7 separate regions of the Homo sapiens genome follow, and all the other regions are linked to region 2. Evidence: chromatin contacts called from ENCODE Hi-C or POLR2A ChIA-PET data. All regions are on one chromosome and are shown on one strand. The core of a region is the stretch at or near the end of the contact, and the rest is flanking DNA. Distances in the headings are between cores, read along the strand shown.

Region 1 (3,565 bases), core at 1-2,500, 470 kb after region 2:
TCTTCAGTAATAAATTAACCTTAGCTTACTGTAACCTTTTTACTTTATAAACTTTTTAATTTAAAAAAACTTTTTGACTCTCTTGGTAATAACCCTTAGCTTAAAACACAAACAAAACACATTGTACAGCTGTACAAAAATATTTTCTCTTTATATCCTTATTCTATAAGTTTTTTTGCTATTTTGAAACTTTTTCTTTTTTTTAACTTTTTAAACTTTTTTCTCAAAATCTAACACACACACATTAGCCTAGGCCTACACAGAGTCAGAATCATCAACATCACTGTCTTCCATTCCACATATTGACCCACTGGAAGGTCTTCAGGGGCATTAACAGGCCTGCAGCTGTCATCTCCTATGCTAACAATGCCTTCTGGATTTCCTCCTGAAGGACCTGCCCGAGGCTGTTTTACAGTTCACTTTTTTTTGTTGTTGTTGTAAGTAGAAGAAATACACTCTAAAATAATGATAAAAAGTATAGTATAGTAAATACATAAGCCAGTAACATAATTGTTAATTATCATTATCAGGTATTCTGTACTGTGCACACTTGTATGTGCCATACTTTTGTGCGGCTGTCATGCCGTAGGTCTGTTTACACAAGCGTCACCATAAGCACATAAGTAGTGCCCTGTGCTACCATGTTATAATGGCTACAATGTCACTAAGCCATAGGAATTTGTAGCTCCATTATAATCTTATGGGACCACCATCATATATGTGGTCCATTGTTGAGTGAAACGTCATTATATGGTGCATGACTGCACAGAGAAGACAATGTCCAACCTAAAAGAATGAATGACTATTGTTGTCATTTTAGGGATGTGGTAGTACTTGGTAGTCTAGGGGAGGTGAGCTTCTTGATCCCTTTGAATTACTTAAACCAAGGCTGATGAGGAGAAGGAGCAGGAGAGGGCAGGCGCATCTGTGTGCTGTAGGCCTTTTTCTACTCATGGGAGGCACAGAGGCCTACGCTGGCTGCCCATCTTGTCTGCAGGCAGGCCCAGGCTGGGGTCCTGCTGGGGCCTAGGCAGCCAGGCCTCCTGTGTAGGCTTGACCCACCAGGGAGAAGTCCCTACCAGTCTGTCTGGGGACGCTGGGGTGGGGCAGGGAGAGGTGCTAGGCAGGACCAGCCAGCTGCCAGTGCCCTGGTCCTCGCCCTCTGAGAGTGGAAGGGTGGGGGTGGCGGCCCGACGTTCCTGGCTGGGAGCCCAGAGGAGTCTTTTGTAATCACAACATGATCTCGTGTGCTGAGCAGCGAAGCCGGCAGGGAGAGGCCGGCAGAGGCCCGGCTCCGGTGGCTCCAGCTTTCCTCCCACTCTGGCTCCCCAGGGGCTGCTCTGGAATTCTCTCGGTGCCCGCCGTTGCCATGCACTCGGCTGTGAGTGGCAGTCTGCCTTTGGCAGGGGGCTTCTTGGGACTGGGAGGGGGCTGGGATACCAGGCAGCCACCCTCTGGGGGCAGCTGGGGACAGCTGGGGCTGGGAGGAAGAAGGCTGTGACTAGGGTCACAACAGAGAACCTGCATCCAGACAGAGAGGAACCTGGAATCTTGATGCAGAGACATGGCTTGCCCAGGGTGACTCCTGGGCTGGGGCCGCCAGGGGAGCTGGCTCTCTCCGCCCCGACTACCAGCAGCTTTCGGCCTGGAGAGGCTGGGCCCCTGGGAGCGGCTCTTTCCTCCAGGCTGGGCACAGGCCTAGGTGCGGGGTCCAGGGCCTGAGAGCCCAGGACGGAGCCAGGGCCTCTCCTTTTTCTCTGGTTGTGGATCTGGGAGCCAAACAGCTCCCCCCTCGACCTCCCGAATCCCCTGGCAGCTTCCCAGTCACGGCAGGTTCCGCTGCCAGAGCCATTTATAACTCCCATTCCAGGCTCTGCTCGGCAGTGAAGCTCCCTGGAGAGCTGGGGGAGGGGCACCCCACTGCTGGGAGCTGTGGCTTGGGGTATGAGGCCCTGACCTGAGCCCCCTGAGGAGGCAGGGACAGGCAGACGGGCCTAGCTGGAATGGGGGCTTGGGGCCTTATTTGGGCCATCTCCCTAAGCAATCCCCTTCCTTCCTGGGTGACCTTAGCTGTGGGTCTGGGATCTCTTCCTTGGGTGGTGAAAATGTGAAAGCTGGGGACTGGTGAGAGGGGGACCCGGAAGTCAGGAGCTTGGGTTCCCTGCCTCTGCAGGGAACTCCCAGAGCCGAGTCCCCCATGAGCAGGCAGGAGAAGGACGCAGAGCTGGATCGGAGGATAGTTGCCCTGCGCAAGAAGAACCAGGCCTTGCTCCGCAGGTACCAGGTGAGTGGGCTGCCACAGGGCCAGGAGAAACCACTTGGCTGCCGCTCCCTGTGCCCCACACGTGGTGGTCTCCCTGCAGGCTCAGCAATGCGCCTCTGGGGCTGGGGCCAGGGGTAGGGTGGGCATGGTCCCTCTTAGAGGCTTGGTGAGGGTCCTGGGGATGTGTGATGTGGCGCCTCTGCCCCCTGGTGTCCCACTGGTGTCTCTCTGTGTAGGCCTATCAGCATCTATGTCTCTGTGCACCTGGGGGGCCATGGCGTGTGCTGACCCCCAGCCCTCCCACAGGAGATCCAGGAGGACCGTCGGCAGGCAGAGCAGGGGGGGATGGCTGTGACCACACCAGCACTCCTCCAGCCTGATGGCCTCACCGTTACCATCAGCCAGGTTCCCGGTGTAAGCCTCACCCTGGGAGACAGGGCTCGTAGCAAGGAGGTGGAGGCCCAGACCATGTCGGGGAAAGACAGCTGCCTCTGTTCCCCTCTCCTACTAACTATTCTGGGGTGCACCTGCCAGCTCCCAACCTCCTGCAGTCGGACCACTGCTGTCCCCACCAAAGAGCCACAGCTGAAAGCCCCCCTACCCCCAGTAGATGCATCTTCATACCCTTTTCCAGTCCACAGCCCTGCGCCTATGCCACAAAGCACAGGCCACTCCTAAACCTCAAGCCCCAGGGGCTAAAACCCTGCAGGAAGTGGGGGACAGAGAAGTTGGGGCTGAATGCCAGGAGCAGTGTCTGAGGGACAGAGACCCATTGTTTGAGTGCTCTGGGTTTCCCAGCTCAGAGATGACGGGCCACTGTGGCATCTTGGGCCGCTGGGTGGCCCTGGGCCCTGGATAACCTCATGCCATTGGCATGTGAACACCCTGTGGGAGTCAGCTCTTCTGTGGGGAATGCAGGGAGGGCTGGGGTTGGAACCCAGGCCTGGGGAACCACCGAGAGGACCCAGCACCCAGGTCCTGCCCAGCACTGCCCATGTGGCCTGAGGGTCTTTGTTCTGCAGGAAAAGCGGGTGGTTAGCAGGAACTGGGCAAGGGGTACCTGTGGACCCAGAGTGACCAACGAGATGCTTGAGGATGAGGATGCTGAGGACCACGGGGGTACTTTCTGCTTAGGGGAGCTGGTGGAGCTGGCTGTGACCATGGAGAACAAAGCAGAGGTGAGCAGGGTGGTGGGGAGTGCAGGCATCGGCAGGCAGCCTCTTCCTCCCTGGCTCTGCTGCACTGCCCATCTTCATCCTCCCCAGGGCAAACGGATTGTAAGTGAAAAGCCTACCAGAGCAA
Region 2 (3,862 bases), core at 593-3,092:
GTACAAAGCTGTGAGGGCTGGCCAGATGCCCACTGCCATACTTGGCTGAACTTTCACCCATGCCTGCCTCTTACCTGGTCAGGACCTCATGGCATTGCTTGCAGACTTTCTGTTGGGTGTTCCCAGTCCGAGGCACTGCTGCACTGAAGCTTAGGCAGCCTGAACAGAAGGCCCTGCCACAATTCTTACAGCCGTACTACAAGAAACATGAAGCGGGAGATCCCCCTCTCACCCGCCCCTGCAGGCTGCTCCCAGGGACTCTCCAAGCACACACAGAGAGAAGTCACTGAAGTTATGACCAGCTGCTGGGAGGAAGAAGAGGAGTGGGGCCCCTAAGGCCTAGGGATGGTGAGTAAAGCAATTCCTCGGTTTCCAGTACCTTATTCAAGCCAAATGAAGGTTTATACAAAATTCCCATGCTTTCTACCCTGTCTTCAATTCCCTGACCCAGGGATGTAGAAGACAGATAGATAAAGCCCAGTATTTCAGGCCACTGACTCTTCCACAAAGGAGAATCAGAGAGACAGGGCAGAGCCGATGCCTCCTCTGCTCTTGCAGAGATGGAGGGAGGCTTGGCTCAGGATGGGCTAACAATAGCCTCCATTTATTAAGCACTTACTATGTGCCAGGCACTAAACCCAGTACTTAACATTCATCATGTGATTTATTCCTTACAATTTACACACATTATTTTACTTAATCTTGATGCCAACCGTGATTATCCTTATTTTGAGAGGGCCAGAGAGGTTACATAACTTATCCAAACCAAGGTCACCGCCTCAATAAGACAGCAGAGCTCAGATTTGAACGCTGACTCCAAAATCCAGGTTGGTGAATGCTGCACGGTCCTGCCTTCCTGCGTGACACTAATTTACTCCATCTAGTTCCCATCATCTCCTGGTCAGAATCCCTGGCCACAACTGAGGCAGAGGGAACCTGCAGTTTACCAGAGGAATCTGGCAGGTCTGTGATAGGGACAGGACAGTCAGCCTTCACCATGGTGCCCCGGAAGCAGGAGGAAGTGTGGTAATCTAACTCCAGCGACCTGGAGAAGGGCAGGCTGCGGGATGGGGAAGATTTCAGAGCAGAGGGAGTAACGGGCTTGGTGTGATGGACACCGCGCTTCGGAGGAGCAGGGTGGAGAGAAGAAAACCGCCAGATGCTACACTGGGCCGACAGAAAAGAGTAGCTTTGCAAAAACGACGGCAGCGCGCTTTACAGTTTATAGGGAACTCTCACCTAAAGCACTTCAGTGGACCCTCACATAAACCCTGAAAGCGAGAGAATGTTAGCCCCATTTTACAGAAATGGAAACTGAGGATCAATGACTTCATCAAAACCACACAGCTGGAAAGGAGCCGTAAGACCAAGTCTTTGGACGTTAAGTCCCGCGCTTTTCCCTCCTCTCCTCCCTGGCCCTGCAGCCCTCGGGGAGGGAAGACTCGCCTCCTTCTTGAAGAGGGTGAACTTGACAGCGCAGCCGTAGCACCTACTCTCCATGGTGGCTCCCAGCACCGCAGGGTCTGCAGAGCTGAGATCACGCCGGCCAAGTCCTGGGCCCCTTGGACCCTCACCCCAGCTCCGCCCTTCCCTTCCCTGCCCTGCCCCGCCCCACACGCCCACTGGCACTGTCCCGCCGCGACCTAGAGCAGGGAATCCGGACGCTCTCCTGCAGCCAGCGTACGGCAGCGGCGGCAACGGGGGCTGCTGGGAGTCGTAGTTCATTCACGACTGCCGGCCTCCCTCAGAGTCAGTCAAGCCTGACCCAGAACACAATTCCCAGAGGGCTAGGCGCCGCTCGGAGCCTGCAGTCCTCACGCGCGCTTAGACTCTTGGGAGTTGTAGTACGAATCCGTCAGGCCGGAACCATGGCAGTGACCAAGGAGCTCTTACAGATGGACCTGTACGCGCTGCTAGGCATTGAGGAGAAGGCAGCGGACAAAGAGGTGAGAACGGTGGCGAGGAAGGCTGATCTTGAGAGGTCTGGCGGTCCTTCCTGTCCTAGCGCCTCGGCCACTGCTGGCATCCGCTCTCCAGGTTCATTCGGGTCCTGGGCGGGGAGCGAGGGTCGGCGCTATGCCCTCCGCAGGCGGGCTCCCAGACATTTCCTGGACGGTCCGAGGGCCTCAAGAGGAAGCGGGGTACAGAGGGCTCTTCGCGCCGGGTGGCTGTGCTCTCCCCGTGGCCCCTGTCTCCTAGAGGCCGCGGGGCGAGGCAGCAAGGAACGCTAGCCTCCTCTGCGCCTGCGCAGTCTCGGCCTCCGTTTCCGCTTCTGCCTTGACTGTGACAAGAGGTGCCTCATTTCAGTCTCTTCTGCAGGCTGATTTAATTCTTCCACTAAGAGCCTAGAACGAAAGAAAAGTAAGATCTCAAAGCCTCTCCACTCCCTTTTCATGCCCCCTTGCCAATGTGACCGATGACCCTGCTGTCTCTATTTTCTTTTCCACTCAAGCCCATTGACTCTTTTCAAGTAGCTGATGCCCTTCTCAGCATGTGCTAGTTAGTGGGCTAAAAGCAGGAGGATCAGAAGGTTAAGGCAGATGGTATAGAGGTCCATGCTACCTTAGGTGGTGATAAAGATGCCAGGGAGTGAAACACTGATCAAGCTGGATTTAGGATTTCTTTTATCTCCCCCTGGATCATGGTGGTAGTTTTAACAATATACGAAGGAGAGGCGTTCATCAAATGAAAATTAGTGCCCAACTGAGCCGAGATCGCGCCACTGCACTCCATCCTGGGCGACAGAGCAAGACTCTTTCTCAAAAAAAGAAAGAAAGAAAGAAAATTAGTGTCTACTAGGCCGGGCGCGGTGGCTCACGCCTGTAATCTCAGCACTTTGGGAGGCCGAGGCGGGCGGATCATGTGGTCAGAAGTTCGAGACCAGCCTGACCAATATGCTGAAACCCCTTCTCTACTAAAAATACAAAAATTAGCCGGGCGTGGTGGCACACACCTGTAGTCCCAGCTACTTGGGAGGCTGAGGCAGGAGAATCACTGGAACCCGGGAGGCGGAGGTTGCAGTGAGCTGAGATTGCACCACTGCACTCCAGTCTGGGCGACAGAGCGAGACTGTCTCAAAAAAAAAAAAAAAAAAGGAAAAAAAAATAGTGCCCACTAATGTCCCAGTACTTCTGGGCTGCCCTGCTCATGGGGTGAGTGAGCTTTTGAGAAGAGGAAGCTCTGGGGCAGAAAATCAGAGAGACCCAGAGGGCCCTTGAGAAATGCTGTCAACCTGCACAAATCTGTCCCCTGCAGCCGCAGCTGAAATCAGAAATGGCCATGGGATGTCTATGAAGCATCAAAAGCATCTGCTCCACCTCTCTCGTGTTTCAATATTTTAGGATTAATAATTCCTAACATCTGTATAATGCTTACTATGTCCTAGACAGTATTTTTTTTTTCTGGATAGTATTCTAAGTGCTCTATGTTTACAAATTATTATTTTTTAAATTCTTTATTATTATTATTTTTTATTATTGTTTTTGAGACGGAGTCTCGCTCTGTGGCCCAGGCTGGAGTGCAGTGGCGCGATCTCGGCTTACTGCAACCTCCGCCTCTCGGGTTCACGCCATTCTCCTGCCTGAGCCTCTCCAAGTAGCTGGGACTACAGGCGCCTGCCACCATGCCCGGCTAATAATTTTTATTTTTAGTAGAGACGGGGTTTCACCGTGGTCTCGATCTCCTGACCTCGTGATCTGCCCACCTCAGCCTCCCAAAGTGCTGGGATTACAAGCGTGAGCCACCGTGCCCGGCCTATTATTATTTTTTGAGACGGAGTCTCGCTCTGTCGCCCAGGCTGGAGTGCAGTGGCGCAATCTCAGCTTACTGCAACTTCTGCCTCCCAGGTTCAAGCGATTCTCCT
Region 3 (3,614 bases), core at 176-2,675, 420 kb after region 2:
CACCTCGCCCTCCCAAAGTGCTGGGATTACAGGCGTGAGCCACCGTGCCTGGCCACTTCAGCGCTCCATCTTGCCAAGGTTTATGTACCAGCTGAGTGGAATCATCTGGGAAGGGATCATAAATAGCTACTCCATAATCTCCCACAACAGTTTTCTGATGTCTGAAGCTTACTCTGTACTATAATCTCTAGATTAGGCAGTTCCCCGACTGCAGACCCCATGAGATGACTTTCAACCACAAGCAAAGCAACACAAAGCAGATGGCAAAGCAATTAAAAACTATTTTTAATCATGTCTCTCTCTTCGCCCAAGTTTCTCAAATACTGTGCCTAGGTCTAACCCCTCTCTCCCACTTCACTCAACAAACGTGTATTGAGAATGTGGTAATGAGAAACACGGTGCAGATATAAAGGTGAACAAAGAACCCTAAGTATCCCACTTCTCAAATGATTCTCCTCTTTCCTCCCTGAAAACAAACCCAATCCCTCAAGATAGCCCAAGTCTGGAAATAAGACGATAACCGATTAGAAGGGGATTCCTAGCTTAATGGGAATAACATTGTACAATAACCAACAACTTGAATCTAACTGATGAATACAGTACACATGCGGGCAGAAAAGTGCAGAGCACGTCTAAAATCCTACCACATGGTCCTTCCCTTAACTCCCATCATAAACCTACATAGCCTGGTTATAGGGGGCTCACAGGTTTTCAGGGCCGACGGGACGCCCTTCCCCGTGCCCGCGCCACCCATTCGATCTCCACACTCCCGAGACCATCCCCGGCCAGGCCGCAGTGCCCCGGGCGTGGCTTGGACCCTCACCTGCCGGCTGGCCGCCGCTCAGCGCAGAGGGGGGCTGCAGGCTATACACTGTCTTAACCACACTGGTCATCGTAACGAGGCGGCACGGCTGAACCCTGGAAGGTACAGGATGAATGTTACCCAGCGCTGGGCCACTGGGCCCGAGAGAGTGGAGGGCCCGGGGATAGCGCGACCCGACAGGCCCCGGCTCGGGGTTGGAAAAGAGAAAATCCTCCTTTCCCAGCTCATTCCGTCCTTCCTCCCATCCAGCCCAGTCCCTCGCCCCGGGAGAGCCGAACCCAGGAGCCCGCCGGTCCTGCCCGCAGTCCTTCTCGCTCTCGTTTAAAAGATTCCCTGCAGCAACTGTCGTGCCACCGGCTAAGTCGGCCGCCTGGGTTTCAAATAGAAACTTCCGGTAGCTAGGCGGAAGTGGGTGGGAATCGCACTCTGTAGACAGCCATGTTGTACGGAAAACTCTGTCCAGGGGCGGGGCTTCGGGAGCCGCCATACTGTACGGAAGGTTCGCTCAGAGGCCAGAGCCAGACCTAGCGAAAGGTGTTGGAGCCCCCAGGTCTGGGCAGAGGAGGAGGGTGATGCAATTTGTAGGCTTGAATGGAGCTAATGAGCTACCAGCGTCATATTCCGGGATGGAGACGCAAACGTGGCGACATTTAGGGTCCATGTCACAATCCTCTTTATTTAGTTTGGGATTGTTAGGGATATTGCCAGGAGCACAGGTTATTTGGATGAAAACTACACGTTACAGGTGGAGAGTGGCAGGTGAGGCTTGAAGAAAAGGACCTATGGGCTGAGATACCTGAGGCACCTACCTGAGGTCCTAATTTTAATAGCACTTATCCAGATTTTCAGTAGTGATTCAAAGCTACTCCCAATAAACAGGGTAGCTTCCATTACTAAATGCACTAGCTCATTCATTTCATCTGGCATTTATTGAGTACCTGCTGATTACCCAACAGTGTTCTCAGTGGGTGGAAGGGAGTGAGGGAGGGCAAATATCAAGATTGACCTTGGCTCTGCCCTCCTGGAGTTTACAACTTAGAAAACAGACAGTGAACAAATAATCACATAAATAAATATATATTTACGGATTGTGGTGAAATTGTGAAGAAGGCTGGGCACAGTGGCTCACAGCTGTAATTATAGCACTTTGGGAGGTGGAGGCGGGTGAATTGCTTGAGTCCAGGAGTTTGAGACCACCCTGGGCGACATGGTGCAACCCCGTCTCTACAAAAAATACAGAAATTAGCCAGGTGTCGTGGCATGCTCCTGTAGTCCCAGCTACCCTGGAGGCTGAGGTGGGGGAATTATGTGACCCTGGGCGGGGCAGAGGTTGCAGTGAGCGGAGATCGCGCCACTGCACTTCACCCTGGGTGACAGAGCGTGATCTCAAAAATCAAACCAAAACACACACACTATGAAGAAAAAGTACAAAATCGTATAAGATAGAAAAGCAGGGAAACTTAGATTATATTGGGGGCTCAGGGAAGACCTCTCTGAGATGATGTTTGATTAAGGAAGGAGAGGGAGTTAATTTCATTGGGGAAAGGGGAAAATGCAAAGTCCCAAGGCAGAAATGGGTTCTTCTATAGGCACAGAAAGATAGGAAGAGAGTGGTACAGATAAAGCTGGAGAAATAAGCAGTCAAAAGACAGATTTTACAGGCCAAGGTATAGAGATTAGATTTTATCTAAAAGTAATGGAAAGCCACTGAAGTATTATAGCAGGAGAGTGTCATCCAATTTATATTTTATTTTATTTTATTATTATTTTTTGAGACAGGGTCTCACTCTGTTGCCCAGGCTGGAGTGCAATCATAGTTCACTGCAACCTTGAACTCCTGGGCTCAGGAGATCCTCCCACCTCGGCCTCCTGAGTAGCTAAGACTAAAGGTGCCTGCCACCAGACCCAGCTAATTTTTGTAGAGATGGGGTCCTGCTATGATGCCCAGGCTGGTCTTAAACCCCTGGCCTCAAATGATCCTCCCACTTCAGCCTCCCAAAGTGTTGGAATTACAGGCATGAGCCACTGTACCTGGCTCAATTTATATATACTTTATATATATATTCTTTTCTTTCTTTTTTTTTTTGGAGACGGAGTCTCACTCTGTTGCCCAGGCTGGAGTGCAGTGGCACGATCTCGGCTCACTGCAACCTCCGCCTCCTGAGTTAAAGCGATTCTCCTGCCTCAGTCTCCCGAGTAGCTGGGTCTACAGTGCCACCACCACGCTTGGCTAATTTTTTATATTTTTAGTAGAGACGGGGTTTCACCATGTTGGCCAGACTGGTCTCAAACTCCTGACCTCAGGTGATCTGCTCGCTTCGGCCTCCCAAAGTACTGGGATTACAGGCGTGAGCCACCACGCCCAGTCCTTTTTCTTTTCGAATAATTGGGCTTGAATAATTGTGTGGATAGAGTCACTATTTTCTGCTGGGGGAGATTGAGAGTTGGGTTTTGAACGTGGAAAACCTCGACATATCTTTGAGGCATTCCGGTGGAGTGGTCAAGTAGGCAATTGGAAATACAGGCCCTGAGCCCAGAAGAGAGCCTGGATTGGAGATACACCCTTGGGAGTTGTTGACATATGAATGTACTTAAAATCTTGATATTTAGGAGTTCGAGACCAGCCTGGCCAACATGATGAAACCCCGTCTCTGCTAAAAATACAAAAAAATGGCCAGGCACAGTGGCTCACACCTGTAATCCCAGCACTTTGGGAGGCTGAGGTGGGATCACTTAAGGCCAGAAATTCGAAACCAGCCTGGCCAACATGGTGAAACTCCATCTCTACTAA
Region 4 (3,521 bases), core at 813-3,312, 310 kb after region 2:
GTAGAGATACAGAGAAGTGGAGGCATCTTGAAGATAAAACAAGATTGACGACTGACTGGAACATGGGGAGAAAAAGGGGTTAAGCAAGATTCTCAGGTGTGTGGCCTGTGAAACTGCATGAATAGAGGTCTTGTTCATCAAGACAGGAATAGAGTACAAAAGCAAGGCTTAGGCTGTGTGCAGTGGCTTATGCCTATAATCCCAGCACTTTGGGAGGCCAAGGCGGGTGGATCATGAGGTCAGGAGGTCGAGACCATCCTGGCCAACATGGTGAAACCCCGTCTCTACTAAAATACAAAAATTAGCCAGGTGTGGTGGCGCATGCCTGTAGTCCCAGCTACTCGGGAGGCTGAAGCAGGGGAATTGTTTGAACCCAGGAGGTGGAGGATGCAGTGAGCCGAGATCGCGAGCTACTGTACTCCAGCCTGGTGACAGAGCAAGACTCCATCTCAAAAAAAAAAAAAAAAAAAAAAGAATCTGGCACCTCCTCCTCTCTCCCTTGCTCCCTCTCACCATGTGACATGCATGTTCCCCCTCCACCTTCTACTCTGAGTAAAACCTTCCTGAGACCTCACCAGAAGCTGAGCAGATTCTGGTGCCACGCTTGTAGAGCCTGCAGAACTGTGACCCAAATAAACCTCCTTTCTTTGTAAATTACCCAGTCTTGGGTATTCCTTTATAAGCAATGCAAAACAGACTAACACACTTCTTCTTCTCCTCATTTTTCTTGGGGAGAAAAGCATGAATTTTGAACATGTCTAATTGTAAGTACCTTTGAGATGCCTAAATGGTGGTGCTAATTAGCATCTGGATACATGACTCTGTAACACAGAGGGTGAGCCCTGGGCTAGGGATCTGTATTTGAGATCACTGGCATGTATGGTACTTGAAACATCAGGCATTTGGCCAGGCATGGTGGCTCACACTTGTAATTCCAACACTTTCTGGGAAGCTGAGGCAGGAGGATTGGTTGAAGCCAGGAGTTTGACACCAGCCTGGGAAACCAAGCAAGACCCCATTTCTTAAAAAAAAAAAAAGAATGAAAGAAAAAGAAAATTAGCCGGGTGTGGTGATGCACACCTGTGGTCCCAATACTCAGGAGGCCGAGGAAGGACTGCTTGAGGCCAGGAGTTGGAGACTCCAGTGAGCTATTATTGTACCTCTGCACTCCAGCCTGGGTGGCAAAGTGAGACCCCATCTCTAAAAAAGAGGAGAAAAAGGAAACATTGGGCAAGAATGAGAGAGTTGGGAGAAAACATACTGTAAGAGAAAGAGGACTGGGGAAGACCTTGACAAGCCTCAACATTCAGTGACTGAATGTAGGAAATAACCCACAAAAGAGCCAGAAGAGTAGGCAGGGGTCAGAGAGTGAAGAGTAACACTAGCAGAGAGGGCTGTCCAGAAAGCTAAGGGAGGAGGGTGTTTCAGCAGAGAGAGTGTGATTCTCAGGACTGAATCCTGCTGGGAGGTCAAGAAAGAAGCCTGAGGATACCCACTGAATCCAGTGAGACAGAGGTCACTGATGACTGTGGGGAAAATGATTCTATGGAGTGACGGGGGCTGGAGTGGAGGAATGAATAGGAAGTTCAGAAATGGAGACAATGCATATAAATAACTCTTTCTAGAAGCTTGGGTATTCTATTAGCACACGCAATTGTGACGTTGAAACCACTGTATTAGGATTCACTGAGGCGAATAACATATTTCAATGGAAAAAGAGCCACTGTTTGTCAATAGGAAACCCACATACTAAAATAGAATTGGTGCCCCTCTTGATGAATCTGTGGAGCACTGATTCTGGTAGGACTGCTACATATATCCTGACATCAACAAGACAAATGTTCTTCATTTTGGGTACATACCTGCAAACCTAAACAGCATGATCTATATGTACAGATGGTTTGGTAGACAATTACTGATACAGGGGCATTTTTAGCCCTTTGATCTACTAGGAACAGGAAGTGGCAGAAAAAGAGACTAATCACAGTGATGGATGTTTCATCAGAACTACTGACTCACAGCATGTATCAGCACCCAGTTCTTGCCACCATTGCCTGTGGCACTTCAAACAGCACGGAGACCACTTCAAAACCACAAGGCAAGGTCTGCTATGGAAACACAAGCATGCGGCATTCATTCAATCCACAAATGAGAACTACGAGGGAATGGGAGATTTGGGGACTGAAACACACTAAAACCCACACTTTGATACCTGATCATGTTAGAAGCAGGAGATTATTTCATTCTGGATCTCAATACTTGAGACATTTTGACCCATTTGAAGACACTGACAACATTCACTTGGTACTGAATAGTCATCAGCACACTTCTTTTATCTGTGTGCATATACCAAAAATCTCCTAACCCTAATTGCTGATATCTGAAGTTTCGGTTTCGGCGGCAGGCACCCCTCCTTTTATTTTATCCTTTTTACCTAGAAAGCAGATCCTGAAAAGTTGAAATACATGTCAGCAGAATAGAGAGTGTTTGAAACTTTCAAATTGGTGTTCATTAAGGCAAGTATCTCACTGGTACATCATATTGACAGCAGCAATGCCTTGCACTAAGAGCGTTGGTACTTAAAAACGGCTTTGGGCATGCTTGAAACATATGTACTCATAGGCTGAGCATATATTAAAGGGAAGGGTTTTCAGAGACAGTTATTTGACAGTGACAGCTATCTATATTCATACATCAGGTATTTGCTTCTCCCTATCTGTAAGCTCCTCTTTGGGTTTAAGAAACACACCAGGGGTGGCTCACACATGTGATCTCAACTTTGGGAGGCCGAGGTGGGAGGATACTTGAACCCAGGAGTTCGAGACCCACCCAAGCAACATAGCAAGACCTTTTCTCTACAAAAAAAAATTTTTTTTGAGCAAAGGCCTTCTCACTGTCGCCCAGGCTGGAGTACAATGGTGATCTTGGCTCACTGGAACCTCCATTTCCCAGGTTCAAACAATCCTCCCACCTGAGTCTCCTGAGTAGCTAGCTGGGACCACATATTCCAGCCAACATGTCTGAATATATATATATATATATATATATATATATATTTTTTTTTTTTTTTTTTTTTTTTTGGTAGAGACCAGGTTTTGCCATATTTCCTAGGCCGGTCTCGAACTCCTGGACTCAAGTGATCCACCTGCCTCAGCCTCCCGAAGTGCTGGGATTACAGGCATGAGCCACCGTGCCTGGCCCAAAATTAAATAATAATAATAATAATAATAATAAGCCAGGCATGGTGGCATGTACCTGTGATCCCAGCTACTTGGGAGGATGAGGTGGGAGGACTGCTTGAGCCTAAGAGGTCAGGGATACAGTGAGTCGAGACTGTGTCACTGCACTCCAGCCTGGGTGACAGAGTGGGACCCAGTTTGTTTTAGTCAGGGTTCTCCAGAGAAACAGGACAAATGGGATATATACATAACATAGAAAGATTTATCCTAAAGAGAAGCCCCAAGATCTGTAGTTGGCAAGCTGGGGACCCAGGAGTATCAAAGGTATAGCTCCAGTTGGAG
Region 5 (3,621 bases), core at 149-2,648, 310 kb before region 2:
TTCTCCTGCCTCAGGCTCCCAAGTAGCTGGACTACAGGCACCCGCCACCACGCCCGGCTAATTTTTGTATTTTTAGTAGAGATGGGGTTTCACCATATTGGTCAGGCTGGTCTCGAGCTCCTGACCTCAGGTGATTCGACCACCTGACCTCCCAAAGTGCTGGGATTACAGGCGTGTGGCACTGCACCCTGACACAAATTTAACTTTTTAAAGGTCAGTTAACTCAGCACAAGAAGGCTACTTGATGACCTTAATAAAGTACTTTTTAGTTAAATGCTAAGGGCCAGGTTAAAATGGATTAAAGAATGAGACCCAAAGGAACTGAATTAACAGCATATTTAACTTTCAGTAAGTTCTAATTCTTATCTACACCTAGGCCTTACCCTAGGCAATTCTCACCACACATCCTGGTAGTTGGGTCGATTACATTTATTATGTTGTCTTTTTTGTAGAGACGGGGTCTCGCTATGTTGACCAGTCTAATGGACTGCTCTGAGACGTTTGGCCTGAGGTGATCCTTCCAGGCAGGAGGATCACTTCAGGCCAGGAGACTGGGAACCAGCCCAGTAGACTGGGCAACATAGCGAGACCCCAAGTTTAGTAAATGTGGGTGGCAGTGGACTCAAATTGTAGAATTGGCACAGGTAAAAGCAATTATTCGCTTTTCAGAGGCACACTGTGTGGATGTGAGAACAGGCTGGCATTTCCGATAACAGGTCTGCGTGTTCCCAAGTCCTTGTATCCCACAACCTTCACGTAGACATCTTATCTAACTATGCTGTCCTACCCAACCTATAGCGTTCTTGCTCCCAGAGTCTAAATGGGAGCCCCAAACTAATTACTGTATAGTAGTCGAACTACACACCAGGCACTTCCCCGACAATCTACAACCCCATCCAAAGGGGTCAGAAACTAGTAACAAAATACCAGCTGCGAGCCTCTCCTTCCCCTAAAGAGATCTTATCAACTTGGCTGCACCTTCCCACCTCTAGCCTGCGGGAACAAATATCCCAGGATCCCGGGCGGTTTCGATTGACGTTACTTCCGGGAAAAGTAACCTTGCATCGGCGGTTGCGGGCCTGGAAAGCTCTCGCGACATTTTCTCCTGCGAGATCTGCTTGCTCACTGTAGCGATGACATCCTCCTCCTCCTCCCCGCCGCCTTTCGGCAATCTTCGCCAGTCCCAGTCCCGACTAATCTGTACTCAGATGGCATGGATCAGGGTCTCCCCTCGAACCCCGGTTCGCACGGGGCGTCAGGTGGCAGCGGCGGGGTGCGAGCTGCGCGAGGCCGACGGCAGCGGCACTACGGGTGGCCACGGGCAGGCGACGAGCAGTGAGTGTGGGCGGGGTGGGGGTAAGCCACCCGTGTAGCGGCTCGATTGTTCTGGCCTGGCTATGGCGCCTCTCCTCCCCCCCGCCATGGCTCCCCGTGTCCCTGCTCCGCTCCTCTCAGTGAGTGAAAGTGGCCGCCGCCGCCGCCGGCCCAGCGCCCGCAGCCGCCTCAGCGCCGCCGCCATCTTGGGGTCCCAGGAGCCGCGGAGGGAGCGAGCTAGGAGCGTCCACGCCCAACGCAGTCACCGTCCCACGGCCTCAGAGAGCGAACCGCGGCTCCACCGTCGGCGGGGCGACCCCCCCCTCCGGACCCCGCCCGCACCCCGCCCCCCCTCCGCCGCCGTCGCGGCGGCGGGGCCAGGCGGCCCGAGGTGAGGCAACTAGACGTGGGCGGGCGAACGGAGTGGGGGTTGTGTAGGTCTTGTTGCGCCCCTCTCTGCGGGCGACAACTGGGCCGCGTCTTAAAGGGGCCGTCGCCCCCGGCCCTTGGATTTGTTGGGGTTAGTATGGAGGATGGGTGTGGACACTCCCCGCAGGGTTGGGACCTCAGGGACTAGGGCCTTGTCCTTCCCGTTTCATATCTCTGGAGACCCGGGGTCATGCGGTGACCTCAGCCACCTGAGGAAGCCCGTGGGGCGCCCACACGTGGGGAGTGTGTTAGACCAGGTGCACGTGGGACCCGGTGGGGCGGTGTCGGGCTAACACGTGTGTAGGTTTGGGGGTGGGCAGGGGCAGGGCGGAGGCTGGAAGGCCTTGAGTGGGAACCCCGTGAAGGTTGTGTATCTGTCATTTTAAACAAATGAGATCTAAGGGCTTGTTAGTGTGTCATTTTGTAAGGGGCAAGTTGAGATACGGTTGAATGGTGCACGCTGCTGGCTGGTGTTGGGTGGGGGCAGGCTGACACCTGCATAGACTTGGGAGTGTCTAGATGACACCTCTTCTGGTTTTTTAGGTTTTTACATAGCGACTAGGAAAGTGTCATCCTATTTTGACATTCCTTCTTGAGCTCGCTAATGGAAAGTACTACTTCCGTAATCTCCGAGGCTAGAAGCCCCCTACAGTTTAGGAATGACAGAACCTAGGCAGCCACTTACTATTCTAGTTAACAGCCAACTGTGCCTGGAATTCTTTGATTCACACACTGTCTCTAGTTTGATGTACTTGTTAGAAATGGGGGAAGGAATTTGGAGGTTGACCTGGCTAACGTCACAGGTTACTTTTCCAGTCAGTGACTTTCATTATTTCCTCCACAACAAAATTATTGTGGCTTTTCAGTGGCAACTTAAATTAAATAATAGCTTTATTGAAATATGATTCAAATACCAAAAAATTCCGCTTTCTAAAGCGTATAATTAAGTAATTTTCTGAAACTATATTTATTAAATTCTGTAGCCATCAACCACTATTTAATTCATCACCCTAAAAGAGAATCTCTAGAAGCCATTTAGCAGTCACTCCCCATTCCCCCTCCCTCCAGTCTTAGGTAACTATTAATATATTTTTTGCCTAAATTTACCTAAAAAAGAAACATATGTATCTTTCTTTGCCTAGTTTGTTTCACTTAACATGGTGTTTTCAAGGTTCATCCGTGTTGTAGCAGGTATCAGTACTTAATTCCTTTTTTTTTTTTTTTTTGAGACTGAGTCTCGCTCTGTCGTCCAGGCTGGAGTGCAGTGGCGGGGTCCCGACTCACTGCGACCTCCGCCTCCCAGGTTCAAGCACTTCTCGTGCCTCAGCCTCCCCAGTAGCTGGGATTACAGGCGGCTGCCACCACACCCGGCTAATTTTTGTATTTTTAGTAGAAACGGGGTTTCACCATGTTGGCTAGGCCGGTCTCGAACTCCTGACCTCAAGTGATCCGCCTGCCTTGGCCTCCCAGAGTGCTGGGATTATAGGCATGAGCCACCGCACATGGCCTCATTTGCTTTTAATGCCAAATAATATTCTGTTCTAGTTGCATTTTATGTTTGAAATTTCCAAGCTCCTCCTCCTATAAAACAATTTGAGATCATTATGTGTGGTAAAAGTTGCATACCTTCTAGACTTTAAAATGAATGTTTTTTTTTTTTTGTTTTTTGAGACGGAGTCTGGCTCTGTCGCCCAGGCTGGAGTATAGTGGCGTGATCTCGGCTCACTGCAGCTTCCGCCTCCCGGGTTCAAGCAATTCTCCTGCCTCAGCCTCCTGAGTAGCTGGTATTACAGGCGCCCGCCACCACACCCAGCTAATTTTTGTATTTTTAGTAGAGACGGGGTTTCACCATGTTGGTCAGGCTGGTCTCGAGCCCCT
Region 6 (3,896 bases), core at 1-2,500, 480 kb before region 2:
GAGTGTTTATTGGGCATCGTCTTGCTCGCGCGCGCTCTCCTTGCGTCGTAGGTTGGTTGGAATGCACGTCAATCAATAGCACTCGCCCCACTCTTTCGATCCGGATTGGGTCCCAGAATTGAGGTAACAGGGAGAAATGCTTTTGTAATTCAATTATTAAGAATGTAAAATTTCCGCCGTAGAAGCTGTACCACGTGGTAAGATAGTGTGGCTAGGCCGCGTGACTATTTTAAGCCACTGTTAGGTTAAACTGTAGTACTAATAATTTCATTCTCAGGCCCGAGGGTTTTTGTTTTGTTTTGTTTTTTGAGACAGAGTCTCTCACTGTCGCCCAAGCTGGAGTGCAGTGGCGCGATCTTGACTCACTGCAACCTCCGCCTCCCGGGTTTAAACGATTCTCCTGCCTCAGCCCCTCAAGTAGCTGGGACTACAGGCGCATGCCACCACACCCAGCTAATTTTTGTATTTTTAGTAGAGACGAGATTTCACTACGTTGGCCAGACTGGTGTCGAACTCCTGACCTCAGGTGATCCACCCGCCTCGGTCTCCCGAAGTGCTGGGATTACAGGCATGAGCCACCGCGCCCAGGCTTTTAATCCAGGGGTAGCACAACACCTAGGGAAAAAATTTAATGCTTCCAGTTTGTCTCTGTCTTTGACTCTTAAAGGGCCCAAACGTTGTCCGGCTGTTTACAGCTTTGGTCAATACAGGAGAGAAGGATTCGTCACTTTTCTGAAGGCCCTCCTGCATAGAGGAAACCTGCTGTAACTGGCAGTTTTGTTGTTTGCTACACCCAACTGTAGGGCATCCTTTCTTCTGCATCATTTCCCAGAGGGGCAGGTGTCAGGCCTCTGAGCCCAAGCTAAGCCATCATATCCCCTGTGACCTGCACGTATACATCCAGATGGCCTGAAGCAACTGAAGATCCACAAAGAAGTGAAAATAGCCTTAACTGATGACATTCACCATTGTGATTTGTTTCTGCCCCACCCTAACTGATCAATGTACTTTGTAATCTCCCCACCCTTAAGAAGGTTCTTTGTAATTCTCCCCACCCTTGAGAATGTACTTTGTGAGATCCACCCCCTGCCCACAAAACATTGCTCCTAACTCCACCGCCTATCCCAAAACCTGTAAGAACTAATGATAATCCACCACCCTTTGCTGAACTCTCTTTTCCGACTCATCCCACCTGCACCCAGGTGAAATAAACAGGCTTGTTGTTCACACAAAGCCTGTTTGGTGGTCTCTTCACACGGACACGTGACAGCAGGGAGGGTATACGTGGGGTGGCTCCTCTTCGGGGTTATGACAAGCGAGGCCCAGCGTAGGCAGTGTAGGTCCACTGTGCTTGCCAAACACCAAGAGGGCTGTCATCTGGGTGGATTCTTAGAAATGCAGATTCCTGGCCTGGCACGGTGGCTGTAATCCCAGCACTTTGGGAGGCTGAGGCGGGTGGATCAGCTGAGGTCAGGAGTTCAAGACCAGCCTGGCCAACATGGTGAAACCCCAATCTCTACCAAAAATACAAAAATTAGCCAGGTGTGGTGGCACGTGCCTGTAATCCCAGCTACTCAGGAGGCTGAGGCAGGAGAATTGCTTGAACCTGGGAGGCGGAGGTTGCAGTGAGCCAAGACTGTGCCATTACACTCCAGCCTGGGCAAGAGTGAGACTCCATCTCAAAAAAGAAATGCAAAGAAAAAGCCATGTAAAACCAGAGTATGTCACCGCTGAGGCTGCACATGAATGAGGAGGTGGGCAATTTAAGGAATGGACATATACTGGATTTTTAGGCTTTTTCTACATTTAAGGAGTCAGGGAGTCAAGAATAGAAATTGCGTCTTAGCTGGAATGAATGGGAAGTGGCCACGGCTGACAAAACCATGTCGAAGCCAAAAGTGCTGGCCCCTCGATGAATGTTTCCACTTCATATATCCAGGCAGCAGCAGAGTAGACTGCAGCTGACCGTACAGACATAAACTTGAGTAAGGGAGACACTGTGATTTCAAACTTGAAGGGACTAAGTTACATAAAATTCTTGTAAAATGGACAAAAGTTATTTTGTTTCAACCACAAGTATTTATTGATGGATCGAAGATACAATTTTAATGGAACAATAAGGCACAACCGTGGATTAAAACACTTTGCTATACAGCCAAAAGGGGGGAAAATCTATAACCTTAGGAACTTTATGCCAATCAAGAAGCCTCTAAAGTACCTCTCTAATAGATCAGTATCAGACATTCTTCCCTTTTACATAATTCCTATATTACATCACTTAATCATAAAATCTGACTGATACTTCATAAAGAATTCCTCATTCATTTATATTTGAGCCATCCAGCCTGGCTACTCCCCTGTTCTCCACCCTTTTCCATCACTTTGCAGTGGTATTTTTTAGCAATCTTCAATAGTTTTCCAAAGCAAGGAAACAAGCAAGCAAGCAATGAGTCAGAAAGTCAACCAAGGGCAGATGTGTGGCTAAATACACTCATAGAGACATACATTAGGATAGCAATAGCCTGATTCACTGAAGTCTAAACTAAGCTGACTTGGCAGAAAAGTTGCTGTGGCTCGCTCAAAGATCTGTAATGCCACCTTAGGTTGTGCTACTAGTGCCAGACCTCTTGTTTTTAAGGGATTAGCAGTGGTCTAAACAAGAAGCCAGGGAGCTAATGTAACCAGGCAGCTAATGACACAACAGTCAATGCTTTGGACATGTATTAGGAGCAGACTATGGCTTCCGTCATTAACATTTGCCAAGTGTAAAATTCATAAAGAATTTTGCGGCTGAGCACGGTGGCTCATGCCTGTAATCCCAGCACTTTGGGAGGCCGAGGCAGGAGGATCACCTGAGGTCAGGAGTTCAAGACCAACCTGGCCAACATGGTGAAACTCCCTCTCCACTAAAAATGCAAAAATTACCCAGGTATGGTGGCACACGTCTGTAATCCCAGCTACTTGGGAGGCTGAGGTGGGAGAATTGCTTGAACCCAGGAGGCAGAGGTTGCAGTGAGCCAAGATCACGCCACTGCACTCCAGCCTGGGTGACAGAGTGAGACTCCATCTCAAAAAAAAGAATTTTGTGCAAAACTTCAAGACACTAAGGAAACAATCTTTAAATATTTTGGACTGGGGCCAGGCGTGGTGGCTCACACCTGTAATCCCAGCACTTTGGGAGGCTGAGGCAGGCGGATCACGAGGTCAGGAGTTCGAGACCAGCCTGGCCAACATGGTGAAACCCTGTCTCCACTAAAAATACAAAAAATTAGCCGGGCATGGTGGTGCACACCTGTAATCCCAGCTACTTGGGAGGCTGAGGCAGGAGAATCACTTAAATCCAGGAGGCTGAGGTTGCAGTGAGCGATCGCACCACTGCACTCCAGCCTGGGTGACAGAGCAAGACTCTGTCTCAAAAAAAAAAAAAAAAAAAAAAAAAAATTTGGACTGGGATATTAGGCACTTCCGTAACACTAATATTTCTACTTGGAAATGTGAAGTGGAAAACATTCCAGTGCACATAACACTGAGGCATAAACCATGCTGCAAAGGTGTGAATGCATGAGGCTTTATAGGGTGCCCAGCCTCCTTATTAAATAAAAGCCATGAGAAAGTCCCTAGGCATATTGTCAGAGCAGCCATTCTGGTGGTAACGGTGTCCCCAAACTAAGCAAACCTGTAAGCATACTGCTGCTTTTTCAACAGTCAACATTGCACTAACAAGAGGAGCCACACAGGTACAAAGTTGAGAATCAGAGGCCAGAGATAGAGTGATGTGGGCAAGCAACCTAGAAGACTTGGCTCCATACCTCTCACCAAGGCCACCTTTCAAAAAGGGTATCTCCACCCAGCAGCCTTTGATGACAGAGCAGAGTGCAGAGGATGGTCTCATACTT
Region 7 (3,894 bases), core at 855-3,354, 480 kb after region 2:
AGTAGGGCTTATCGGGAAAAGTAAAGACAGCCAATTCAACCTTCCCTCGGCTGGTCTATTAGCTGGTTCTCAAAGCACAATCCTGAGTGTGAAGCCCACCTTCCAGCCTTTCTGATTCTGTAGAATAACTCAAAACCAGAGGATGTGTAATCAAAGCTCTGGTGTTACAACAGATTTCATCCCAAATCGCCGGGCTTTGTCACTACAGGCTCAGGAAAGAGGGAAGGCAAAAGTGATTGCCGGAACAAGACAACATTTTGAGGAGCAGGAAAAAAAAAAAGATAAAAACACTTGCCACTCTACTTACAAAAGCTTGCTCTTCCTAAAAGAATTCTGTGAGGGGAAGGCCAGGATTGAAGCACAGCAGCATTGCTCTTTCCCTTCCTTCCTCCCTGGCCCATATCCAGATACTGAGGGCTGCAACAAGAAGCCTCTTTGGTGGGGGCACTAGGATGGAAAGAAGAGGGGATGAGTACATTCCCCACCCTCCCTAAATTGTTTCTACTTCTCCTAAGGCTTTCCACAGCCATGTCAACAGTCTAAGAATGATTATACTCTTTTGTGAAAGAACGTCATAAACTTATATTTCAGAAACAGGAGGGGAACAGGAGAAAGTGAGTGATTTAAGAAGCCGTGTTTGTGCCCTTCTGGCCAGGTGTACTTTTTGGGGGACAGCAAATAGCCCTTGCTTGACCCCTTCAGTCAGTAGCTACCCAGGGTGTGGGAGGATATACATAGAATTCTATGTGATTATAGCTTCTAGTGCATATGTCAACAACTATATACAGGGATCTAGAAATTTAATGCATCTCTGGCCACTGCAACTAGGTTGACGTACCTGAGCTCCACTACTTTTGGTGCCCTCCTCCTTTCGAGAGCTTCAGCTTACTTAAAAAGAGCCCCTACAGCTCCATCCTTCCCCTGAGTCTTGGGGGAAAGCCCCAGTCACCCCTGCATGTAGGATACACCAGAGCGAGCGGCGCAGAAGGGTTTGGTGCCGGGATCTCCCCACCCCTCCCCCCATCCCCCTACGGCTCAGGGCCCTGGTGCAGCACGGTCCTGGGCAGCAAACCCCCAGCCCCCCGGCGAATCGTGGTCCCTTGGCTGAAGATCTGGCTGCGGGCCTCCCGCTCCGGGGCCAGCCGGCGATGGTGGGAGTGTGAGGGGCGTTCACTCTCGTGGGGGTCACTCCCGCGGGCTCTCCACCCCATCCTGCTGCGAAGTCCTGCCTCTGGGCTTGGGGAGAATGGTTCCCGGCGGCCCCCAGCGCGGAGGGCTTCAACGACTCCCGGGCGCCGCCGCCGTTTCCTCTTCGTCCTCGTCCGGCCCCCGAGGCCGCTCGAGCGGCCCGGCCGGGGGGCTGTCCGCAGGGGGCTCCGGAGGCGCCGGTCGCGCCGCCTGCAGTGGGGGAACGTCGCGCGGCGCCTCGCGGCGGGACGACCCAGTGGTGTTGGGCCCCGCCGCCGCCGCCCCCGAAGTCCCAGACGGGCCAGTGGCGTTGGAGCCGCCGGGGGGCGGGCCAGCGGCTCCCCCCGAGGTCCCGGCGCCCACCGGCTGCCAGATGAGGCTGTAGTAGACGGCGAGCACGATGGCGGCCAGCGACACGGAGAGCACGTAGGCGAACACGGTGGCGAGCCGGACCCACTTCTTGTTGGTCTTGGCCGCCATCTTCGCCTTCTTGTCCCCGGTGTAGGTGGCCGGCTTGCCCCGCTCGGCCGGGGCCGCGTCGCGCTCCTTCATGGGGGGGCCCCGGCCTTTGCCCCGGTGCTCCACGGCCCCGGCTGGAGGGGGCCTGGCGGCCTGCAAGGACTGGGCAGGGGGCGGCCCGGCGCCCTCGGTTCCCGGCGGCCCCGCGCTCCGCCGCCGCTCCTCACGCCGCCCGCCCGCAGCCCGCCACCGCGTTGCTGCAGCCGCCGCCGGGGCCTGGACCAGTCACCGCCGCCAGCGCCGCCGCCGCCGCCGGCCCGTCAGCTGCTTCCCCGCCGCCGCCACAGCCACAGCCGCCACAGCCGCCACAGCCGCCCGGCTCCGCGTCCCCATCCGCCGCCACGCCGCCGCGCGCTCCGCCGCCGCCTGCCCGGCCGCCGGCCGCCTGGTCTCCAGTGGCCGCGCGGACCGCGCGCTCCGCTCCAGCCCGGCTCCCCCGCCTCGCGCGCCGGCAACAGGGGGCGGGGAGAGCGCTGCTGGGGGCTGCCCCTTAAAAGGGCGACGCCGGGGTCCGGAAGTGCCGCGAGGGGAGGCGGCGGCTGCCGGGAGCCGCGAGCCCCGCCGGGACGCCCCGTTAAGAGAGAGTTAAGGGAGGCTGGCTCTTAAACGGGCGACGTCACCGCGACCCCTGGTGGGCTGGCGCGGCGTAGAGTGGAGCCCCGGGCACTTCTTTAAAAGGGGGAACGGCGTTGTGCGAGGCGGAGTGCGGAGCTAGAAGGGGGCGGTCGGAGCGCGAGCTGTCAACTCTGGCGCCTCCCCGCTCCGCCCCGAGGCTCCGAAGTGACAGGTGGAATAGCAGCCTGGGCTTCGGACTCCAGGCCTAGGTTTATCCTCTGGGAGGGGACGGTAAGAGGGATAGGGAAGATACCACGTTCCAGCTCTCAGCTTGCTCCCCGCACCGCGTACCCCCTGGGTGGGTCTCCCAGGCCCATTCACAGCTAAAGAACCTGGTTGACGCCAGGGGTAGGCGGTTCTGGCACCTGGAGCGCTCACTGGGGCCGCAGCTGGTTGTGTTCCTTCCACCCAGTCCAGGCTGGGCTTCGGAGCTCTACTGAAGTCGTCGCAATTGCGTACCCCAGCCCGCCTCACCCCGCCAACCCTGAGCCTCCGGGACAGAGCCACGGACTGAGCTGTTCTCCAGACTCGCTTGCCACCTTAGTCCCAAAGTTCGCCGCAGGTCGCTGGTCCCGCTTTTTGGGTCTTCCAATTCCTGGTTTTGGCCTGGATTTGGACCCAAGGAGCTGCACTGAACCTGAGGAGTTTAACTCTCAGGACTCCTAGAGCGTTTTCACTCTCAGATCCCCTCCAGACCTCAAGGCTTGGGCGGTTGTCCCCTCCCCACTTTCCCATGTGAGGTTTGTCTTCTTTGGCTCCAGGCCAGGCGCCAGGCAGTGGGCTCTGTGCCTGGTCTTTGGACCCCCTAGGTGCTAACAACCCTTCATGCTCAGACTCTCCCTTGCGGCTTTACTTGTGCCCTCCCCCTCCTTCCGCTCTCTGCTCTCCCTGCCTTCTCTCCTCCCCATTCCCTCTCTATAAGGCTTTCCAGAATTCTGGTTCCCTCCTCCTTGGATGCTACTTCCTGTGTTCCCAGAACTGGGCATATGGACTGCCTGGGTGTCTGAATGAGTGAGGGAGACTTGTCTGGGCGTGTGTTGGGGAACAGAACTGTGGTTCTGATGGGGTTCTGTGGGTGAACCCTCCCTCAAGCCCCTGCAAGTGTGAGCCTGACCTGGCTTCTACCCTGTGGGGCAGGATCCCCTCTGCCCTTCTCACTTCCCCCCCTCCTCCAGGAATCTTTGGCTTCCAGAGGACCCCCCTTACACACACACACACACACACACACACACACACACACACACACGAGGAAGCCCTCCCAAAACAGCTGCCTTGCCCACCTCAGCAGCACAGAAGTCAAGTGGCTACCAGAACTGAGTGTGCTAGTGGACTGCTGGAACCACAGGCCTCTAACCCAGCCTCAGTCTCATTCCTGATCCAGGCCCAGGTGTGGGGCTGCCACTAGTAATGGCTAGCCAGATGCTATTTCAAGGAAAAAGCTGTTTTTTTTACTTTCTGAGAAATTTCAAGGATATTGGTAGTGTGGAGTGTTTATGGCCTTTTGTGGGTTGATGGGGAAGAAATAACTCACTCCTCCACCCTGCTCCTAGGTCAGCCAGGGCAGCCTGTTGA

Evidence for each region. Hi-C counts contacts between places; a loop is a spot of excess contacts on that map. ChIA-PET counts read pairs that join two places held with the same protein, here RNA polymerase II (POLR2A). Pooled maps may share reads with other maps.
Region 1: a loop to region 2 is called in a pooled map, with 3 times the contacts of the local background. The contact joins the promoter of CCDC9B here to the promoter of DNAJC17 in region 2. A Hi-C loop is called at or near these places in 7 of 50 pooled maps. POLR2A ChIA-PET finds 5 or more read pairs at or near these places in 2 of 52 experiments (AG04449 and WTC11).
Region 3: a loop to region 2 is called in a map of naive thymus-derived CD4-positive, alpha-beta T cell, with 23 times the contacts of the local background. The contact joins the promoter of KNSTRN here to the promoter of DNAJC17 in region 2. A Hi-C loop is called at or near these places in 1 of 168 maps with a recorded cell type or tissue (naive thymus-derived CD4-positive, alpha-beta T cell) and 11 of 50 pooled maps.
Region 4: a pooled map shows a loop between it and region 2 (6-fold over the local background). The contact joins the enhancer-like site here to the promoter of DNAJC17 in region 2. A Hi-C loop is called at or near these places in 5 of 50 pooled maps.
Region 5: a loop to region 2 is called in a map of naive thymus-derived CD4-positive, alpha-beta T cell, with 25 times the contacts of the local background. The contact joins the promoter of INO80 here to the promoter of DNAJC17 in region 2. A Hi-C loop is called at or near these places in 2 of 168 maps with a recorded cell type or tissue (both naive thymus-derived CD4-positive, alpha-beta T cell), 17 of 37 single-sample maps with no recorded cell type and 25 of 50 pooled maps. POLR2A ChIA-PET finds 5 or more read pairs at or near these places in 2 of 52 experiments (GM12878 and WTC11).
Region 6: a loop to region 2 is called in a map of CD8-positive, alpha-beta T cell, with 7 times the contacts of the local background. The contact joins the promoter of OIP5-AS1 here to the promoter of DNAJC17 in region 2. A Hi-C loop is called at or near these places in 1 of 168 maps with a recorded cell type or tissue (CD8-positive, alpha-beta T cell), 3 of 37 single-sample maps with no recorded cell type and 12 of 50 pooled maps. POLR2A ChIA-PET finds 5 or more read pairs at or near these places in 1 of 52 experiments (K562).
Region 7: a map of CD4-positive, alpha-beta memory T cell shows a loop between it and region 2 (8-fold over the local background). The contact joins the promoter of INAFM2 here to the promoter of DNAJC17 in region 2. A Hi-C loop is called at or near these places in 1 of 168 maps with a recorded cell type or tissue (CD4-positive, alpha-beta memory T cell) and 7 of 50 pooled maps. POLR2A ChIA-PET finds 5 or more read pairs at or near these places in 1 of 52 experiments (AG04449).

The regions. Positions count from the first base shown.
Region 1 is chr15:40,338,624-40,342,188 of GRCh38, reverse strand. It overlaps CCDC9B (coiled-coil domain containing 9B), which reads left to right and starts at 1,250. Exons shown (of 11, transcript NM_207380.3): 1 at 1,250-1,381; 2 at 2,174-2,284; 3 at 2,570-2,677; 4 at 3,286-3,441; 5 at 3,529-3,565. The coding sequence starts at 1,370. RefSeq lists an enhancer at 1,354-2,157.
Region 2 is chr15:40,805,453-40,809,314 of GRCh38, reverse strand. DNAJC17 (DnaJ heat shock protein family (Hsp40) member C17) reads left to right here and starts at 1,842. Exons shown (of 11, transcript NM_018163.3): 1 at 1,842-1,946. The coding sequence starts at 1,869. ZFYVE19 (zinc finger FYVE-type containing 19) reads right to left here and starts at 2,226. Exons shown (of 11, transcript NM_001077268.2): 1 at 1,447-2,226; 2 at 75-196. The coding sequence starts at 1,725. RefSeq lists enhancers at 1,194-1,243, 1,874-1,923, 1,964-2,013, 2,474-2,563.
Region 3 is chr15:40,380,532-40,384,145 of GRCh38, reverse strand. It overlaps KNSTRN (kinetochore localized astrin (SPAG5) binding protein), which reads right to left and starts at 1,425. Exons shown (of 9, transcript NM_033286.4): 1 at 1,102-1,425; 2 at 824-918. The coding sequence starts at 1,310. RefSeq lists enhancers at 347-868, 934-1,103, 869-1,392, 1,352-1,421, 2,047-2,547.
Region 4 is chr15:40,492,157-40,495,677 of GRCh38, reverse strand. No RefSeq gene overlaps it. Among named protein-coding and RNA genes, the nearest start is that of CHST14, 23 kb to the right of the region's middle. Within about 2 kb of position 2,062, at least 2 of the 41 ENCODE cell types and tissues checked have a DNase peak (open chromatin) inside an H3K27ac peak, as active enhancers do.
Region 5 is chr15:41,114,057-41,117,677 of GRCh38, reverse strand. It overlaps INO80 (INO80 complex ATPase subunit), which reads left to right and starts at 1,398. Exons shown (of 36, transcript NM_017553.3): 1 at 1,398-1,705. RefSeq lists enhancers at 1-194, 911-1,010, 976-1,755, 1,821-1,900, 1,951-2,000 and 2 more and a silencer at 1,451-1,720.
Region 6 is chr15:41,280,051-41,283,946 of GRCh38, reverse strand. It overlaps OIP5-AS1 (OIP5 antisense RNA 1), which reads right to left and starts at 1,250. Exons shown (of 5, transcript NR_152821.1): 1 at 1,229-1,250. CHP1 (calcineurin like EF-hand protein 1) reads right to left here. Exons shown (of 7, transcript NM_007236.5): 7 at 2,060-3,896. RefSeq lists an enhancer at 321-1,062.
Region 7 is chr15:40,321,902-40,325,795 of GRCh38, reverse strand. It overlaps INAFM2 (InaF motif containing 2), which reads right to left and starts at 2,104. Exons shown (of 1, transcript NM_001301268.2): 1 at 1-2,104. The coding sequence starts at 1,740. The coding sequence ends at 1,279. It overlaps LOC112268152 (a long non-coding RNA gene), which reads left to right and starts at 2,153. Exons shown (of 3, transcript XR_002957721.2): 1 at 2,153-2,553. RefSeq lists silencers at 1,397-1,626, 1,637-1,716, 2,047-2,416.